Linked DNA regions of Homo sapiens: all the other regions are linked to region 2. Evidence: chromatin loops called from intact Hi-C (ENCODE). Cell type or tissue: PC-3. All regions are shown on one strand. Links, peaks and the distances in the headings refer to the core of each region. The heading gives the core; the rest is flanking DNA.

What was found. Hi-C counts contacts between places; a loop is a spot of excess contacts. Peaks named below come from ENCODE experiments on the same cell type or tissue, not always from the same donor. Only the 100,000 strongest peaks of a DNase experiment are listed, where the experiment ranks them.
Region 1: a loop joins it to region 2, with 2.9 times the contacts of the local background. A loop is called at or near these places in 13 of 110 quality-filtered maps.
Region 3: a loop joins it to region 2, with 4 times the contacts of the local background. A loop is called at or near these places in 32 of 110 quality-filtered maps.

Annotation. Positions count from the first base shown.
Region 1 is chr10:73,845,886-73,853,536 of GRCh38, reverse strand. CAMK2G (calcium/calmodulin dependent protein kinase II gamma) reads left to right here. Exons shown (of 23, transcript NM_001367534.1): 4 at 291-345; 5 at 1,218-1,283; 6 at 4,204-4,276; 7 at 4,422-4,524; 8 at 4,928-5,011; 9 at 5,455-5,549; 10 at 6,190-6,312. Among named protein-coding and RNA genes, the nearest start is that of CAMK2G, 25 kb to the left of the region's middle. In PC-3, for the core only: a CTCF peak has its summit at 4,332 (motif pointing left); a DNase peak (open chromatin) is centred at 4,296.
Region 2 is chr10:74,078,943-74,083,942 of GRCh38, reverse strand. VCL (vinculin) reads right to left here. Exons shown (of 22, transcript NM_014000.3): 7 at 1,399-1,489; 8 at 430-577. Among named protein-coding and RNA genes, the nearest start is that of AP3M1, 69 kb to the left of the region's middle. In PC-3, for the core only: no CTCF peak of the experiment used is centred there; DNase peaks (open chromatin) are centred at 2,542 and 3,952; H3K4me3 peaks cover 1,111 bases; H3K27ac peaks cover 2,079 bases.
Region 3 is chr10:73,962,307-73,969,957 of GRCh38, reverse strand. No RefSeq gene overlaps it. Among named protein-coding and RNA genes, the nearest start is that of VCL, 32 kb to the left of the region's middle. RefSeq lists silencers at 1,373-1,667, 3,553-3,847 and enhancers at 2,212-2,796, 2,797-3,382, 3,383-3,967, 1,989-5,859. In PC-3, for the core only: no CTCF peak of the experiment used is centred there; DNase peaks (open chromatin) are centred at 2,865, 3,667 and 4,487; H3K4me3 peaks cover 1,035 bases; H3K27ac peaks cover 2,176 bases.

The DNA of each region.
Region 1 (7,651 bases), core at 1,349-6,348, 230 kb after region 2:
AGACCAGCCCTCTGGGAAGGTTCCGGCTTTTCTCCATCTTGACTTCTTAGCCATGAAGCTTTTCTCTCTTGCCTGAGTCTGAGGTGGCAACCAGAGCGCCAGGCTCTGGCTCCCAGGCTGCATAGCCTTGCACTGGGGGGCACTGGGCACGTCGCCACTTCCCCCCACTGCTCCTTCTGGAGAGCCCTGTGAGCCCGACAGGATGGGGCAGGGGTGGGGCTGCTGAGGAGAAGCCTAGGATTTCCAAGTTTTCTCTCTGTTAATCTCTGTCCCCATCTCCTCTCTTGCAGTGCGCCTCCATGACAGTATTTCTGAAGAAGGGTTTCACTACCTCGTGTTTGACCTGTAAGTGCCACTTTCTGAGGGTGTGGGGGCCTTTCCCTCTAGCTGACTCAAAATGAAGGCTCAGGAAGAGGCCTAAACAGGCTCTCCAGCCTCCGCCCAGGGCCCCCTCCTTTGTCCGAGGGAAAGGATTTGACTGGGGCAGATTGCTGCCCCCACCAAGGGGGTCTCCATGTTCCCCCAGCGTCCCCCCAGGGCTCTGAACCCCAGGACAGCATTCCTCTCGCACTTCTGTTCAGCAGCACGCCTTGCACAGATGCCTTTGTCTTGTTTCTCAGTGTGCTGTCCTTAGTGAAGAAATAAAAGACAGCTCTTTGCATGACCTTAAAAATCCTGAGAAATCAGAGGTAGCTTTCATTAGTCGGAAACCAGGCTCCATTGGATTGGGTCTCTCCTCCACGTTGGTTGTGGTTTAATGTCTTAAAAGTGGCTCTTACCTCCTGGACACTCCTCTCCAGGATTCTCAGGGTTGGGTCTCTGTGTCATTGGTCTCATTACTCTTCAACTTCAGTAGTAGCTCTGTCCTTCCTGGGCAGCGATATTTTAGTGTTTATGTTGGTCTCAAAGCTGTGACTTTTGGGGTAGGTTGACTGTTTTCTCTTAGATCCCTGTATCTTCATCTCTGCCTGACTATTAGTGAATCTGTGCATTTTGGAAAAAGAAATGTCCGGAAGGAAGGGACGGCCCATGATACCTCAAGGAGAATCCGGGTGTCACTGAAGGATCGAGTGTGTTCTGAGCTCTCAGATGAAATGCATGGGGAGTTGGGATTTCTCTGAAAGCCATTCTACAGGGTGACCCTGTTTCTTCTTGGACATTGGGGTTGGACAAAGGACCCTTTCTGCCTCTGACCCTCTTCTTCCCGTTGGTTGCAGTGTTACCGGCGGGGAGCTGTTTGAAGACATTGTGGCCAGAGAGTACTACAGTGAAGCAGATGCCAGGTAGGATGAGGGCCCGAGAGTTCAAATGTAGCTCTGGAGTTTAGGACTGAAGGAAGTCTTGGCCACCTTCGGGGTCCAGCATTGTACCTGTTTGAATAGTCTTTGGGGAAGATCAGAATAGCTCTTGTCTGGAGAAAGATTCTGTTGAGCTGGGCTAGGGCTTGCATACTGTGGGTGATATTAGAAGTTAAAAATTCAGCACTTCCTAACCAGGCGCAGTGGCTCATGCCTGTAATCCCAGCACTTTGGGAGGCTGAGGCAGTTGGATCACCTGAGGTCAGAAGTTGGAGCCCAGCCTGGCCAACATAGTGAAACCCTGTCTCTACTAAAAATACAAAAAAATTAGCCGGGTGTGGTGGTGTGTGCCTGTAATCCCAGCTACTTAGGCGGCTGAGGCAGGAGAATCACTTAAACCTGTAAGCGAAGGTTGCAGTGAGCCAAGATCATGCCACTGCACTCCAGCCTGCGTAACAGAGCGAGACTATGTCCCCCTCCCCCCCCCCACAAAAAAAATCACTTCCAAATGAATGTTTTACAAAGCTTTTCCAAGTCTCCTTTACCCTGTGACCCCAGAAATACTTTTTTTTTGCACTACCATGTACTCGCCACCATGCCCAATGTCCCCCTCTGCCCTTTTCTTTCCTTTGACAAATTCTGGTGTGCTCAAGCCACTGTGCTGAGGCTCTGGCATGATCCAGAGGTGCAGAAGACATGGTTTCTGTCCTGAGGGAGTGGAGAGTTCTGGGCTGATAATCCAACCATAGAGCCCCGGGAGCTTTCAGCCTCTGTCACCTTGTCCCTAGACCACCATGACCAGCCTTGCCGTGGGGCTCCTCCAACTTGAGGACCGTTCCCCGGCCACATGCCTCAGCCTCTGCCCTCCCTGGAATCCCTGGTGCCTCCCTCACCCACGCTCTCAGGCGCCTGTTCAGCCTGCCTTTCCCGCCTTGGCTCTTCCCCCAGCCTTGCTTTTCTCGAGGGTGATGTCCCTACAACCTGGTTTTGATCATCCTGCCTGCAGCTTATCTGGCTTATGTGGCAGCTCTGGCTGCTTCTGGAGAGTGGGGGAGTGCAGCTTCCTCACGAATTTCTCAACCTTGAGAGGCCAATGTTTGCTGATCAACTTCAGATGCTTCAGCCTCGGGAAGAATTCTCAAGTGGGGAGATGAATTCCAGTGCCAGCAGGGGAGGACGAGGCTCTGGGACGGAGGAGGCAGTGATGGCTCAGGGAGCCTGCGGGGAGGAGGGAGAGCTATAGGGAGGGGGCCCTGAGGGGGGGTGACTGTACCAGTGGGCTTGGCCTGGCTCTGCTGGGACACTTCGCACTTTTGCCATTTTTGGCCAGAAGGCGCTCCCTGCTAGCCCGGCTCTGTTCTAATTATACATCTCTGTGGAGACTCGCCTCTATAGCTCAGTCTTAAAGTTTCTGTGGCCCACTCTTGGGCTGTGTCCTATGGGGAGGCCCGAGTTTCAGCCCCCAGGGACCCAGTACGACCCCTTGGTTCTTGTGGCATCCCCAGCATCAGATTTTAGGAATAGTAAGTCCAGGCCACCCAGCCCCATACACTGGGATGCTCTGCAGATGTGCTTAATATACCAGATAGTGCCTGATGACGGGGGTCTATATTCTAGGCCAAGTTCCTCAGCCTTGGTGCTACTAACGTTTTAGGCCAGGTACTTCCTTGTTGTGAGGCCTCTCCTGTGCATTGTGGCAGACATTTAGAAGCATCCTTGGCCTCTGCCCACCAAATGCTGGGAGCACCCCTCCTCCAGTTGTGACAACCAGAAATTTCTCTAGGCATTGCCAAATGTCCCCTGCGGTGGGGGGGGGCGGGCGGCAAATTCATTCCCAGTTGAAAACCACTGCTCTAGACTGCCCCCGCTCCCTGTCAGGAGTTTGATGACAGGGATGGCAGGATGGTTTGCTATGTGGACAGTCTGATTTACGTGTGTGACTGTGGCTGGGCGCAGTGGCTCACGCCTGTAATCCCAACACTGAGAGGCCAAGGTGGGTGGATCACTTGAGCTCAGGAGTTCAAGACCAGCCTGGGCAACATGGTGAGACCTTGTCTCCACAAAAAAATACAAAAATTAGCTGGGCACGGTGGCTCATGCTTGTGGTCCCAGCTACTGGGGAGGCTGAAGTGGGAGGATTGCTTGAGCCCAGGAGGTCAAGGCTGCGGTGAGCTGTGTTCACGACATTGCACTCTAACCCAGGCAACAGAGTGAGACCCTGTCTCAAAAATAAAATAATAAAATAACTTTGGGTTTTTTTCTCTACGCAAAATCATCAGAAGTGCTCCTTAAATGCCCTGTTTGGAAGCTCTTAAGTACATTGTTTCTTAAAGGTATCTTTGTACTTGTTTTAGCTGCCTTACTGGATGCCAGACCTCAGGGCAGCTATTGGGTCTTGTCCATCTTCATTATCCTAGGCACTCAATAAACATTTAGGGAAATGAATGAGTGCACCCACCGCCAAAGTAGCTTAGGTTGTTTAGTTGGACTCTCCTTCCTAAGTTGCCAGCACAAGCTTCTTCTCCAAGAACAAAGTTACTGTATGGAGAAAGAGAAAGAAGGAAGGGATTGGATGCTCTCTTCTTCCTCAGGATTCTGGGCTGTCTCCTGATCTCTTGGAAATGAGTTGGTTGTGTTAGACCTTTCCAGTCAAAAGGGGGTGAGAGGAACCCGTTCTAGCGGTGATCCTAGAAAAACCATTGCATCTGCCTGGGCCTCGGTTTCCTCTTTCTTTAAATAGGTTGAACAAGATGATGTGCAGAGTCTAAGGTTCCAGTGGCCGTTAAGTGATTCTCTGTGAATCCGTGGCCCCTTGTCACATGCCTTAGTCTGCAGCATGTGGTTGTGGATGTGGATGAGGTGGTTTAACCCTGCGCTAACATTTCTTTTCCTTCTGCTTTTTTAGCCACTGTATACATCAGATTCTGGAGAGTGTTAACCACATCCACCAGCATGACATCGTCCACAGGGACCTGAAGGTACTACCCAGGCTCCCCTCCGTGCCTCTGCTCATGAAGTGTTGGCGCCACCTGGTGCCAGATAGTGGTACTGCGTAGGCCCAAACTAGGCTTCCTCTGGGCTGCAGGGTGGGTGCTCACAAGGTTCTCTGTGTTTCTTCTGCAGCCTGAGAACCTGCTGCTGGCGAGTAAATGCAAGGGTGCCGCCGTCAAGCTGGCTGATTTTGGCCTAGCCATCGAAGTACAGGGAGAGCAGCAGGCTTGGTTTGGTAAGGGTGATCCTGTCTTCCCGGAATGCAGCCCCCGCCCTTCCTCCTCTTCCTGATCTGCCTTCCTCTATTAGAACTAGAAGCCAGACCCTTAATGGTCCTGGCCTCCGAGATCTCTCTTGGCCGTACGCGACTCAGTACAGTAAGTCTAGCTGTTGTCAGCACTGCTTTCTTGCTGCCTGTGGGAAGGAGCTGGAGTTCCTGGTAGGCATACGGCTTTGCCGTCTGGTTCAGATTCCAGGCGCTACAAGAAGCCCAGCCTGTCAGCTCTTGCTGCCCATGTGCTGAGAGTTTATGTAGCAAAAGCAGCAGGAATAAGATGGGACTTGGGGGAAATGGCTGGTGTGGATTTAACGAGAGAGAAAGTGGGTTCAGTATGCCTCTGCCCTCTCTTTTGCTACAGGTTTTGCTGGCACCCCAGGTTACTTGTCCCCTGAGGTCTTGAGGAAAGATCCCTATGGAAAACCTGTGGATATCTGGGCCTGCGGTAAGCCCATTCCACGCTCTCAGCTTTTCGCTGTTAAGGGCCCTCAACTTCCGATGATGGCAAGAAAGAGGCATCGCTATTCCTTGCAGGTCACACACGTGCCTGGTGTATGTGAAATTATGGTGTTTGCCCCTGGGATGGCTGTTCCCATCACACCCTCCTCCCTGCGTACTTCTGGGATGACATTGTATCCTTCTTGGAGAGGGATTTGCCCACGCCTTAGAGGATGGGTTGTGCCTAAAGAAATCCCTGGTGTGACTTGGTGACGTGAAGTGTGAGGCATAGCAGGAGGGGCTGGTAGCATAGCATTATCGGCTGGCATCCACTTCTGACTCTGGTATGGCCCCTGCCTTTCTAGGTGGCTCTGAGCCCTGCATGGTTTTTCTTGGTTCCTCAGGGAAGTAGGCGACTGACCCCCATGACCTGTGTGTTCTGTCTCGTAGGGGTCATCCTGTATATCCTCCTGGTGGGCTATCCTCCCTTCTGGGATGAGGATCAGCACAAGCTGTATCAGCAGATCAAGGCTGGAGCCTATGATGTAAGGACCAGAGAGCCGGGCAGCCAGGCCAGGAAGGGCAGATGTCCTTGCTCCTCGGGCTCTGTCCAAGGGAGCAGGCTTGTTTAGTGTGTCACGTGATACGGGGGTGTCAGGGGACTTTGAGGACCCAGGAATGGGCATCCAGGGCCCAATTCTTGCCACTCTATGTCCCAGGGAGCAACTTTCTTTTGCACAGCCTTCTTCATAACTAAAATTGAGGAGTCCACTGAAGTCCTTTGATCTTTACTTGCAAAGAATGGAGCGGCCTCATTGGTGTGCTGTGTAACACAGGGACAAAAGGCCTGGAGACTCCCTCCACTGCAGTGGCACCTTGGACACATTGCTGAGCCTCTGTTCCCTCCTAAGTATAGAGCTGGGCTTAAACCAGAGAATGTTGGAGTCCCCTTCCCGCTCTAATCTGATGTTCTGGCATTCTAAACATGACTGTTCTGTCTGTCTTTCCAAGTCTTTAAGTTGACACAGGTTCTGGAATAGCCGCAGGGCTTCTCCAACTCTGCCAGTCACAGCTTTAGGTACCACAGAGTATCCCAATTACAGGAGTTGAGTTGAAGACAGAACCAGTGTTGCAGGGTATGAAGCTCACCAATACCACATTCTTCTCCCTATTCCTGCTCCTTAGTTCCCATCACCAGAATGGGACACGGTAACTCCTGAAGCCAAGAACTTGATCAACCAGATGCTGACCATAAACCCAGCAAAGCGCATCACGGCTGACCAGGCTCTCAAGCACCCGTGGGTCTGTGTAAGTGTCTTTGCTAGTGGCCAAGGAGCTCAGGGGTGTCAGCCTTCTGTGTGCCCTCGGCACCACCCCCTCCTTCTTACCAGCAGAGATTCATTCTGGGCCCCAAGCAATAACTGAGCAGGCGGGCAGAGGACTGTTGAGGGCCAGGGTCAATAAATGTCACCAGGGAGACTCGGGAGGCTGATGGGGCTGGTGGGCCACTGCTCCTCTCTCCCCCACTCATGGCTGTCAGGCTGGGATTGGTTCTGTTCTTGGATGAGGGCTCAGGTTGACCCTTGTGGACTCCAGGTAGCCGGTGATAGAAAGCAGCTGGCAAAACCCAAAGTGAATTCCCAAGCTGGGGTTCATACTCAGATCTCAACTCCACTGGAGTGGTGACCAAGATCCAACAAATCAACAGAAGGGGTTTCTGAGTCATTAAAAGCATAAAAGCTGAGGCATAAAGCTTCTGCGCTAAAGTCCTAGGAGAGTCCTCTAGGCTATCAGTGTGGGTTGACGTACTCTGTTTTTATACACAATTCTTTCAAGCTGAAATATCAACTTTCAGACAAAGAAGAGGATTTGGTAGAGTTAGGCATCTTGACAACCACGAGGCATTATTTATCTGTCCATTCTGTGTTTATTAAATACCTCTTTGGTGCTGGTTACCGTCTGGGTGCTGGAGATACAAAGATGAATGAGGCATGGTCCCTGCCCCAAAAGATCATCTAGGGAGACAGGCACTCAAACAGGCAGTCATGTTACAATGTGACAAGTAGGTACAAGAATCTAATGAGAGTACAGGAGCTCCTACTGTTCCTGGTGGGTGGTGGGGTTACTGAAGGCTGCACGGAGGAGGTGACACCCCTGTGCTTGTTCTTGGCAAATAACGAGGTCCTCAGAACGTTAACCTGCAGACAGAGTTTAGCACAGTGAGAGGTTATGGGAAACTATGGTGAGTTGAAGGAATGTTGAGTTGTTTGGTTGTCGATGAGGCTGCAAATATCAGAATGCAAGAGAATGGGGCAAAAGATTCCCTGACATACAAGTTTCTGCCTCAGGAGTTTGGATTTTATTCTGAAAACATAGGGAATCATTTAAGGGTTTTAAAGAAGAATGAAATTTGCATTTAAGAACACTTTGGAAGTTGTGAGGAAATGAATTGCCAGGCATGGTGGCATGTGCCTGTAGTCTCAGCTGCTGGGGATGCTGAGGCAGGAGGATCATAAGCCCAGGAGTTTGAGGCTGCAGCGAGCTATGATTGCACCTGTGAATAGTCATTGTACTCCAGCCTGGGAAAGATGGTCAGACCCCACCTCTTTAAAAAAAAAAAAAAAAAAAGAAGGGAATTGAAAATTTT
Region 2 (5,000 bases), core at 1-5,000:
TGACCCAAGATCGCGCCACTGCACTCCAGCCTGGCAACAGAGTAAGACTCCATCTCAAACAAACAAACAAACAAACAAACAAAATTAGCCAGGTGTGATGGCGGGCGCCTATAATCCCAGCTACCCGGGAGGCTGAGGCAGGAGAATCTCTTGAACCTGGGAGGTGGAGGTTGCAGTGAGCCAAGATCGCACCACCGCACTCCAGTCTGGGTAACAGAGTGAGACTCTGTCTCAAAAAATAATAAATAAATAAATAAAGTCAGCAAAGGGAAAGTTCACCTCCATCTCAAAAGAATTTAATAGACTATAATATCTCTGTTATCTACTAGCCAAAGAGATAACTCAAAACTGGCAGAGGCTTGTTTTCTGAATCACCCTGTTAGGAGTGAGTTACCCACTACTGCTCTGTAAGGACAGAGGAACTTTTACCTGGCACGGAGGTCAGCCACTTGATCAGTCATCTGCCCTAGCATTTTGCAAGTTCCCAGAATCTCCCTGCGTTCTTTGCCTGCACAGAGTTCACCAACTTTTCCAGCTTCATCTAAGATCTGTCTGATGGCCTGCTCACCAGCATCCCCTAAAATAAAGAGATATTCAATAACTACATTGTTGACACATTCATTATTTAGAGAGGATACTTTACAAGTCATTTCATTCACCAAGGAATGGATGATTTTAAACAAGACGAGTGAATAGAAGGCAACATATCTGATAGCTAACAGCCAAGCAGTGCCCTTAAACCATAGGGTGAGGTTTCAACAACAGACACGCAAAAAAAGATACTTGGAACTGTATCTATTTGGAGATACTAAGTAGCTTGTGGTAAGAATATGGATGATGAAAACAGACTCTAACAATTTAATAGTATTTAGCACCTCCAACCTACTTTAGGTTTTTCACATTCATTCAAATATTAATCTAAAACAGAATAAATATTAGATTAGAAAATCAATAAAGCCTAGTTCAATAACCTATTTGGGTCTTATCTTTATACAGTCAACTTTCCAATTCTCATTGGCATCATGATTTAATCTGCTTAATTAAGAACTCTGTTGACATAAATGGAAGTCTGCTCAATGGGAACTGGAAGAGAAGAACTTTCATTCAAAATAATTACCTTTTGGATTCAGGGAAGGGGAGAACCAAAAATTTTGCAAAGAATGCCCAGCTCAGTATGACTTACTCCTCCGTGATTAGAGGTGATCGAATCTATTCCCTTCATCCTTGTAAGGCCTACTACTTGCTTCAGTTACTCAGAACTATCAGATAATGGGGTATGCCCCATAATGTTACAGTAGTTCTCTCAGATGATGAGATTATGGGAAAATTTCTTTCTTTCATTTGCTTGGTTTTTAGCTTCTCGTTGTATTGATCAGAAAAGCAGAACTAGAGGGTTACCTGGGGAGGCACTAGGGTCACGGAGCCAACCTTTGGCCTGGTTCAGTTTGGAGTCTATGGAGGCCAATGCTCTCTTCATGGCTTCAGTGTCCTTTTGGGAAGAAATCCCACCATTATTTTCTTTGCAAAAGTTGAGATACCATGATAGAACGTAAGACAGAGAAGAAGTTACAGCATTAACATACATAGCTAAGGTAGTCAGTCCTACGAAGGCCTTAAAAATATTGTCACCACACCACAATTCTCATTTCTGTCAAAATGCAGCATCTTGCATGCAAATATTCAGTTAATTCTACTCTGTTGCTAAACAGAGTGGAATTGGGTTCCCTATTGCTAAAACTGTGAAAACTGGTAAAATTGCTCAAGCCAGAATATGTTTAATGTCTTCAGCAGGAAAAAGCCCTGTTGTCACATGCCTCATTGTCAGCCTTTCCACTAGTCAACATTCATCTACTGCAGCCTTGCCAAAGCCCTTCCCACCTCAGGGAAGCCTCGTTAGTATGTGGTGCCACAAATCACAGTTCTTTTACATCTTGTTTTGAAATGCACACACTGGATGATATTTCACTATATTCAATTAACCTGAAAAACTTGGAATTACTGGTTGGAAGAAACAATTGAAAATGTTAATCTAGCAGTTTAATTTTAATTCTACAAATAAACCCCTCAAAGTAATATAATTTAGAAGTGTTTTCTGACCTTCCCTGCTATTCCTCCTTCTTAGTTCCCTTACTATCCCTCACCTGGAAGAAGATGCAGGATAGAATAAATGGGTCTCAGCTTATTTTTTACAACCAGGATTCACGAGGACTATCAGGAAACTAGCATAAAATCTCCCAGGATACACCAGGAGAAGCTGAAACAACAGACTAATCACTTTAAATGTATTTAAGTATTTCCGTAAATTTTTTTAAACACATAAAAACACAGAGAACAATATAACACCAGCCATCTCTTAAGTCTCTATTTAGCATCTTCAAAGACCATCTATCCTCCTTTTTGCTGTAGGAAACTGACTCTTACAGAGTTAAGCCATCAAAGCACAAAGTTAACCTCTAAAATTCTAGGCAATGTCCTAGCTTCCTTCAGTTTCCAATCCTGCACAACTGGGGTTCTTAAAGGTGTTGCACCACTAGTTTTCCACACGGGGGCACCAGGAGCATCCCCACTTCCAATTCAAAAAAAGATACAGCACTATCACAAATAAGCATTGGCAGCACCCATAGTTAGGCTCAAGGTCCACAACTGTTCCAAAGCCCCCTATTCAAAAGACAGATCTCTCAACTGTCGGAATCCCTCCTTCCCCTTCTAAACAGACACAGATGATTCTCCTGTTGAATCCTTGGCTATCTAAGGCTCTAAATAGCAAATTCTCAGCTATAGCAATGAAAAAGAAGTGAACTAAATTACCAAAAAAATTGAAAACAAAATATTTTTATTATCAAGTTATATGTAACCATGGTAGCTGTCAATAAAAGGCAGAATCATAAGAGGATCTATTTCAAAATCCACTTGTAATTAGAAGAAGATATGTGGTATTTTTAAGTGCTTTGATTCTCAAATGGTTTGAATATCAGCAAATCTCTCCTATCATGTCTTAAATTAATTTGTGCAGAAAACGTTGCCTTCAAAATTAATGCAAAGGTCAACTTTAGCTTAATTCCAAATTAGCAAGGCCTGAATCAATAACTTTTTAAAAGACTTGAGGCCAGGCAACTCCTAACCTCAGAGAACTGGGTAGCCTTCAGGATCTAACACAAGTTATCTAGGCATAGGTTTTCTTTTAATCACAAACTCTTACTTAGGAAGTGTGTGGACATCCTGGAGAATAATTATGTCAATGTAAAAATATTTCACTTAAAACCTGTTAAACCATTTTCCTAACACACTTTTATTTTCAGTGAGAAAAGCAATAGGTATTTATTACATTTCAAAAATCTAAATTCAAAGGGAAACGAAGGTCAGAAATTTTTATGTCTACTCTAACATTAAAGGCTACTAGTTAGGAAACTAAATTCAACTGACATGCATTGAATTTAATATGCATTCCCTGCATGTTAGGTTCTGTTTTAGCTACTTTCCCCCTCCTTACCTCATTGAATCTCAAATTTAAATGTCATTTAAATAATACTACAAATTAAGAAACAGGAACTGACTCCTACAAACCTAATTTGATCTCAGGTTTGTTGACTCCAAACCTCATTGCTTATCAAATGAAACAAGATTTTTTTTTCTTTTACCAAGGAGAGTTGCTAAAGATTCTACTAATCTCCAACAATAGTCAGCAAATCTCTGCCTTGTCAGTTTTGACTTTGGTTAATACTGCAGAGAAAATAAGCTCCAGAAATCAAATTCATAATCTACACTAACAAAAATGACTGCTTTTATTCTCCAATGCCCAAAAATGATTTGAAACACAATGGAAAAAATAGTTTTTGTCTATTCAGCATCCTCAAAAATCATTTCTTTTTTTCTCCTTAATAAAGCTCTAATGGCCAGTACTGCAAGGAAAGAATGTAATTCTCAGGAAGTGAGTAATTTACTGCTCAGTGGGAGGTGTGACACCGTCAAGAAGTTAAAATTAAGAGATGTTCATTTTCCCCTAAAAGGAACCAATAGCCAATTTTGAATGAAGCTGCATTTAATAACTGCGACTTTCAATAAGTTACCAAAATTTTTAACAGCATTAATTTTAGACAATTTCAGAGATTTAAAACAATAACTGAAAGAGCCATCTTAAATTCTTTCTGGAAAACAGTAGGTTATAAGTAACCATTTTATGTTAGTCATATCTAGTAAAAACAAACATGTCTAAGGGAATTTTTTTCTCCTAAGACTTTCATATATATTTCTTTTGAAAGGCAATATTTATTATAGAATTGACAGAATTCTGTCATAAGCATGTAAGTATACAAACAATGAATATGACATAAACAAATTCACTGGACAACTAGGACAGAAGTCAATTTGGGGATATATTTATAAAGGGTGAAAATAATCGTAACCCTTGTGGTCAGCCATGCTTTGTACCACAAACCATTTTGCTAAACCTTGTCATGTAGGTCTGTATATTTCAGGTCAGTATAATTCAGATATGAAATAGAAGAGAGAAAAACTGCACCTTCATTTGAGTATTCTTCTCTGTAAAAGCTCAACTTTGGGAAAAAGAAAAGTCTCTACCAATTTCTTATCTGTTTTTGGTTTGTTTTTCAGGGGGTTTGTGGGTGTTGAAAGAGTGAAGTATAAAAAGACCAGGTCTAGTCATGTGGCTTTGGGGACAGCTGGCCTGAATCTATCTGGGTCCTCCCCCACCATGTTATGCTCCTTCTTAACATAAAATTCTTATGAATTCATGTTTTAAATGAAAAAAATACAGTGCCTTGGCACTCTTCCCTGCATACCAAAAGATGGAACGACAAGCTAAACCATTTGTACGTGCTTTCCTAGGAACTGAAACACTCCTTAAATTAAACATAGATTTAGGCCTCAGAACACCTGTGAATAATAATGACCTCCTTCTATGGACAATCAAGAGGAACTTCGGTTAAAAAAGTAAAGTCCTGCAATCCTAGGCTCTTGAAAATTTTAAATATGGGGAATAA
Region 3 (7,651 bases), core at 1,045-6,044, 120 kb after region 2:
AGACTATTAGTATTCTGTCTAGAAAGAAAAAGAGTAATTCTGCTTATCAAGTTTCCAGATTCCTTTAGCCTCTTATGGCACACTTGCCTCTTCTCACCGTAAGTGACTGTGTAGGCCTCAGGGGTAGATGGACTTAGGCACAGTGGTATAAATGAAAGGAGACTGCAATATGTCCTCTCGTCGTAGACCTATGCAGTCCCTGGCTGCCTGCCATAACACAATACCAAAGACTGGGTGGCTTAAGCAATAGGAACTTATTTATCATACTTCTAGAGGTGGGGAACTCCACCATCAAGGTGTTGGCTAATTCAGTTCCCCGGTGAGGGCTCTCTTCCTTGCCTCTTACAGACATCCACCTTCTCGATGTATCCTCACATGTTGTGGGCTGGAGGGAGCGACTGCCAGGGAGCAAGCTCTGTTCTCTGTTCCTCTTCTTATAAGGACACTAATCTCATCATGGGAGCCCTATCTTCATGACCTCATCTAAACCTAATTACCACCAAAAAGCCTCATCTCCAACCAAATACCATCACAATGGGGGTTAGGGCTTTGACAGATGAATTGTGAGGAAACATAAACATTTAGTCCATTACCCCTCCATGTTGCAACAAAGTTTTCCATTTCACTTGAAACAGCATCCCTGTTCACAGCAGTTACAAGTGCAGATGGGCCAATAAATGTCTTATTTTAGTCACTCACACCTAAGCATAAATTAGTTTTCTTTTCTTTTTTTTTTTTCTTTTTTTGAGATGGAGTTTCACTCTTGTTGCCCAGGCTAGAGTGCAACGGCTTGATCTTGGTTCACTGCAACCTCCGCCTCCCAGGTTCAAGTGATTCTCCTGCTTCAGCCTCCCAAGTAGCTGGGATTACAGGCACCCGCCACCACGACCAGCTAATTTTTTGTATTTTTAGTAAAGACGGGGTTTCACCATGTTGGCCCGGCTGGTCTTGAACTCTTGACCTCAGGTGATCCGCCCGCCTCAGCCTCCCAAAGTGCTGGAATTACAGGCGTGGGCCACTGCACCTGGCCTCTGAGCATAAATTAATACAAGCTTTCCTGTTCCTCTTAATCTCTGTTTAAGTACAATCAGCACAAACTAAGGGGTTCTGATAGTGGAGAAGGTACTGAAAAAGGATAGGAAAGGAGTAATTTTAGGGTCAATCTAGAATGTGCTACATGCATTACTTTGATTAGGTTATTTACTCCTCATAACAACTACATGAGCTAAGCACTATTATTTTTACTCAGAAAGAAAGGAAAAGGCTCAAAAAGTAACTTACTGAAGGCCATTTAGCAGATTGTATGTGTAGTGCTGGGATTTTACCCTAAATTTACTTAATTCTAGAGAATCAGAGCATCCTCCTTCTATCCTGAGTTGAGAGCCAACTCGGGCTGGGAAGGAGGTAGAGAGGGTAGGGGTGTATGCAAAAGCCAAACTTTGTCTTTTCTACACATTTTTTTCATGTCCCTGGTTGTCACAACCACTTGCTGGCAGCACCCCCGCCCCTCAGTGGTTTGGCTGTGCAGAAGTGCTAATAAGTCCCTAAATGCTTTCCAGCTTAGTGGAGCTACTGTACTCCCCTAAGTGAGGACGGCGGCAACAGTTGCTAACTGGGCCACACACACTCTGGCAAAACTTCCTTATTTGGAAAAGTCTTTTCCATCCTATTTGGGCAGAAAGAATACAATCTCACATTTAAGATAAACAAAATGCCTTGACCTACATCAGAAGGGGCACTCGAAAACACTAAAACCCAGCCAAACACCAAAAAGATCCGGTATATTCCTAGCTACTTCCCTTCAAGTGGAAGGTGGTGGGGGCAGGGCAATGCTCAGAGAGTTAAAAGAACATTCACGAATTCCTTTTTCTTTAACCCCAGAAGCTGTTCTAGTTAGCAATAAGCTTTGAATCTCAGTTATATGGAATTTAGCACACTTTTTACTAGAGTTAAGAAAATACACATTTTTAGATTGTTCATATCATTGAAGTTGGAAGAGGCCTGAGTGGCAGGACAGTATACTTCCTTGGGTATGATTTAGCATTGCTTTTAATACCCTGAGGAGAGGTTACATTTGAAAATACAAGACCAAGTAGGTATTTGCAGGGTGGGCCAGTGGGATCGACCTGAGTGTCCGCTCCTGTCACTCTTGGAAACTGTGACCAGCAGCAGCTTGTTAGAAAGATGAAAAGAGAAAACTTAAGTCTCAACTCTCCCCTTGCAGGGTGAACTTGGGCAAATGACTTAACCTCTCTGGGCCTCAGTGTGCTGGTGTCTGAAGAGGAGTTGACTAAATGACCTCCAACGGCCTTCCCTGTATTGGGGCATTCTTTTTATTTTTGAAACGGAGTCTCACCCAGGCTGGAGTGTAGTGGTGCAATCTCGGCTTACTCCAACCTCTGCCTCCTAGGTTCATGCGATTCTCCTGCCTCAGCCTCCGAGGAGCTGGGATTCAAGCGTGCACCACCATACTTGCCTAATTTTTGTATTTTTTTTTTTTTTTTTAGTAGAGATGGGGTTTCACCATGTTGCCCAGGCTGGTCTCAAACCCTGAGCTCAGGCAACCCGCCTGCCTTGGCCTCCCAAAATGCTGGGATTACAGGTATGAGTCACCACGCCTGGCCCCTTCCCAGTATGGGCATTCTATTTTGTGATTTCCATGATTGTGGAAAGGGCTTCTCTAGGCTTGGGTATGCAAAAGAACACATGGGTTTCCAGTGCCCTCTAGACCCACCCTGACTTCCCTCTTGGTCCTTTTGCTCCCTCAGCCCTTCCAGAGCTCAGCCCTTCCTGGGTCCTGGAGCGAACCCCTAAAAGCCCCATTGGTATGCAAAGCATAAGAAGCCTAATACCCTCCATACCTGAAGTCTGCTGTCACCACCTGGCCCCGGGTGATGATGATGAATTAAATCAGATAAAATAACTCTTATTGATATTAGCTAACATGTAACCCCCTTCCCCACAAAAATACCTTAAGAATAATTTGAATATATGTGCTTCCCCGTGAAAGGTCCTAAAATCTGCATTCCTCATTTCTTTTTTCTTTTTTTTTGAGATGGGGTCTCCCTCTGTCACCCAGGCTGGAGTGTAGTGGTGCGATCTCGGCTCACTGAAACGTATGCCTCCTGGGTTCAAACGATTCTCCCACCTCAGCCTCCTGAGTACCACCACAGCCCAGCGAATTTTTGTATTTTTAGTAGAGATGGGATTTCACCATATTGGTCAGGCTGATCTCGAACTCCCGACCTCAGGAGATCCACCCGCCTCGGCTTCCCAAAGTGCTGGGATTACAGGCATGAGCTACTGCGCCCGGCCTGCATTCTTCATTTCTGTGGGAAGGAGAGTGTTGATTGAATGGGCTTCCTGTGCCCCTCAAATTGCTTGAAAGTTAGGCTGCTTTCTCTGATCAGGGAAACTTGGAGAAGTTGTGTTATCTTGGCAGGAATATTGCAAAATCAAGATGGATATTTTGTTTTCTTCTGCATTAATCTGCAGCTAATGCCAGTGAACATTATCTGTGTTTAATTACATTCGCTAACCAACTGACACAACTTCCCCTGGGAAGAAGCTTATCCGACTCTGACTCATGCTTTACAACATGTTGGATTTGAGGAAATGGATAATATACGCCCTGCTGGCTTTGGAATTTTAAACAGAAACCCACATGCCGCCGAGTCTCCGGCTTACTCCCAAATATGGGAGAATCTGTGCCCCAGCAAGGGTGCAGGAGGCATGCTCAGTGTGACAAAAGGCAAAACCTGTGGTGTGTGCGGGGAGGGCCAGAGCCAGCAGCCACTTAAAGGAGAAGGAACAACTGCAGGGAAGGGAAGGGAGGCCAACATCCCAAGGCACTTTTCTAGAGTTAGCTTGATTATGTCATGGTAGTGAATGTCTGATTGAAAGTAAAACGTATCCCCAGCATCAGGGGCCAAAGAGGGACTGACCTTTAGAGGCGTTTAGAGCAGTACTCACAGGCACAGCACTTCTGAATTGGACGAGATGATACAAGCCTTGTGCTGGGCTAGCTGGGTCACCCTGAACCAGGTGAGAAACCTCCTGGTAGCCAGGGTGCCCCAGGATTCTCTAAGAAATAGAGCTGTCCCAGAACACAGCGATTGGGGTCATTTTTCTTGTGTCTGAACCAGGAGGGAGGGGGCAGTATTCCACCTCCCCCTCCTGCTATGGCTGAGCCCCTCCACCCCCGCAAACTCTCTTCCCTTCTGTGCCGTCCTTGTGCTTCTTCTCCTTAAAAAACCTTTATTGGGGCTGGGCACAGTGGCTCATGTCTGTAATCCCAGCACTTTGGGAGGCTGAGGCCGGTGGATCACCTGAGGTCAGGAGTTCGAGACTAGCCTGGCCAACATGGTGAAACCCCGTGTCTACTAAAAATAAAAAAATTAGCTGGGCATGGTGGTGCAGTTGCCTATAATCCCAGCTACTCTGGAGGGTGGGGCAGGAAGAACTGCTTGAACCCAGGAGGCAGAGGTTGCAGTGAGTCACGATTGTCCCACTGCACTCCAGCCTGGGCCACAGAGTGAGACTCTGTCTCAAATAAAAATAAAAAAAAAAGGCTGGGCTCAGTGGCTCATGCCTGTAATCCCAGCACTTTAGGAGGCCAAGGCGGCGGATCACCTGAGTTCGGGAGTTCGAGACCAGCCTGACCAACATGGAGAAACCCCGTCCCTACTAAAAATACAAAATTAGCAGGGCGTGATGGCGCATGTCCGTAATCCCAGCTACTTGGGAGGCAAGGCAGGAGAATCACTTGAATCCCAGAGGTGGAGGTTGCGTTGAGCCGAGATTGCTCCATTGCACTCCAGCCTGAGCAACAAGAACAAAACTCCATCTCAAAAAGAAAAGAAAAGAAAAACAACCCAATGATATAAAAATATAATAATAATCATTCCCATTTAAAGCATTTTCTTTGCATCAGACACCATACTAAAGCACTTAATGTGCATCATTTTGGCCAGGGGCCATGGCATATGTCTATAATCCCAAAGCTTTGGCAGGCCAAGGCAAGAGGATGGCTTTAGGCTAGAAGGTTGAGACAAGTCTGGGCGACATAGTGAGACCCCATCCCTACAAAAAGCAGAAAAAATTTGCCAGGCATAGTGGCACATGTCTATAGTCCCAGCTACTGAAGAGGATGAAGCAGGAGGATTGCTTGAACCCAGGAATTCAAGACTGCAGTGAGCTATGACGGGGCACACCACTCAAGCCTGGGTGACAGAGCCAGACCCTAACTCTTAAAAAAAAATGCATAGTTTAATTCAAACTTCTCAATATCCCTATGAAGTAAGTATATTATCATCCTTATTTACAGGTAAGAACATTAAAATTCATACAAGTGAAGTAAGTTGCCCAAGACCACACAGCTAGTACATGCAAAGCTGAGATTTAAACCCAGGTGGTAGGCTGGGCGCCGTGGCTCACGCCTGTAATCCCAGCACTTTGGGAGGCCAAGGCGGGCAGATCACTCGAGGTCAGGAGTTTAAGACCAACCTGGCCAACATGGTGAAACCCTGTCTCTACTAAAAATACAAAAAAATTAGCCAGGCGGGTCGTGGGCGCCTGTAATCTCCGCTACTCAGGAGGCTGAGGTGGGAGAGTTGCTTGAACCCAGGAGGTGGAGGTTGCAGTGAGCTGAAATCATGCCACTGTACTCCAGCCTGGGTGACAGAGCAAGACTGCATCTCAATAAAAAATAAAAATAAAAAATAAACCCAGGTGGTTGCTCTCCAAAGGTTGTGTGCGTCAGCTACATGTGCTGCCTTGAGAGGTACAAGAAATAGAAAAATATCAACTGCAACCCACTACTTAAAGATAATCATTGTTATCATGCTTCCAGACCTCTCTTTATACACATATGCCTGGTTTTATCCTGATTTCAGTAGAATAAAATCTAGGGTTGGTTAAACCTCCAGAAAGAGAGTGAATGAATTGTCCAGTGCAATTTATCCGATTTCTCCTCTCCTTTAAAAGCTCTAGCTCAAGGAATCTGCACTTGGGACTGAGTCCACTCTCCTGGTCTCCAAGAGGCTCAGGTGTTTTGCTGGATGCACCATCCCAAGCACACAGTAAGCACTCAATAAATTCTCTCCAATTGCATTGTGAGGGACAGGTTCTTCTGTCAGGGAGCATAGCTTCTGCTCCCACGAGCATATTTAAGAGTTGCAAGGCTGGACACGATGGCTCACAGTACTCTGGGAGTATTGTGGGAGGCCAAGGTGGGCGGATCACCTGAGGTCGGGAATTCGAAACCAGCCTGGCCAACATGGCGAAACCCCAACTCTACTAAAAATACAAAAATTGGTTGGGCGCAGTGGCTCACACCTGTAATCCCATCACTTTGGGAGGCCGAGGCGGGCGGATCGCCTGAGGTCGGGAATTCCAGACCAGCCTGACCAACATGGAGAAACCCTGTCTCTACTAAAAATACAAAATTAGCAGGGCGTGGTGGCACATGCCTGTAATCCCAGCTACTTGGCAGATCGAGGCAGGAGAATCGCTTGAACCTGGGAGGCGGAGGTTGCAGTGAGCCAAGATCGCACCATTGCACTCCAGCCTGGGCGACAAGAGTGAAACACCATCTCAAAAAAGCAAAACAAAACAAAACAAACAAACAAAAAACAAAAATTAGCCAGGTGTGGTGGCACATGCCTGTAATCCCAGCTACTTGGGAGGCTGAGGCATGAGAATCGCTTGAACCCGGGAGGTGGAGGTTGCAATGAGCCCAAATGGTGTCACTGCACTCCAGCCTGGGCAACAAAGTGAGACTCTGTCTCAAAAAAAAAAAAAAAAAAAAAAAAAAAAAAAGCCGGGCGCGGTGGCTCATGCCTGTAATCCCAGCACTTTGGGAGGCCGAGGCGGGCGGATCACGAGGTCAGGAGATCGAGACCATCCTGGTTAACACGGTGAAACCCCGTCTCTACTAAAAATACAAAAAATTAGCCGGGCGAGGTGGTGGGCGCCTGTAGTCCCAGCTACTTGGGAGGCTGAGGCAGGAGAATGGCGTGAACCCGGGAGGCGGAGCTTGCAGTGAGCCGAGATCACGCCACTGCACTCTGGCCTGGGCGAAAGAGCGAGACTCCGTCTCAAAAAAAAAAAAATAAAAAAAAGCGTTGTGGGTTCTTTTGCCCCTCCAGATGGTGCTGGTGCTGGAGCCAAGTAAAGAACCACTTGCCCCAGTGAGCCTAGAAGACACAGGCATGCCATCACTCAGAGAGCAAAACTGATCCTACTACTGTAGTCCCATTTAAAGCCCTTGGTGCATTTATAATCCTGTCTTTCTCATGGCTGCTGATGAGGAGGGAAGCTTTGGGGACAAAGATGGACACAGGCCAGGTTGTATATGTGTATTCTGGGAGTTGGGGGAGCGAAGTTACTGTAGCAAAACCTGGATTCAATGGCACTTCTGGACCTCACAGGAGCTCCTGTCATCTGGGCCAGCCTAGCTTCAGGGGGATGGAGAACCACCCTTAGCTAATGGAGGGGCTCACTTTAAAGGGCAGTGGCATTTCCCTGCCTGGTCATGAAACCTTAGCTGAGCAAGCAGAGCGAATGCTTGTCACATCAAGGCAGGCCATGACAGAAGCTAGTTAGGGACTCAGGGAAACCCATCTTTCCTTCCCACTTCCCACTAACCAGC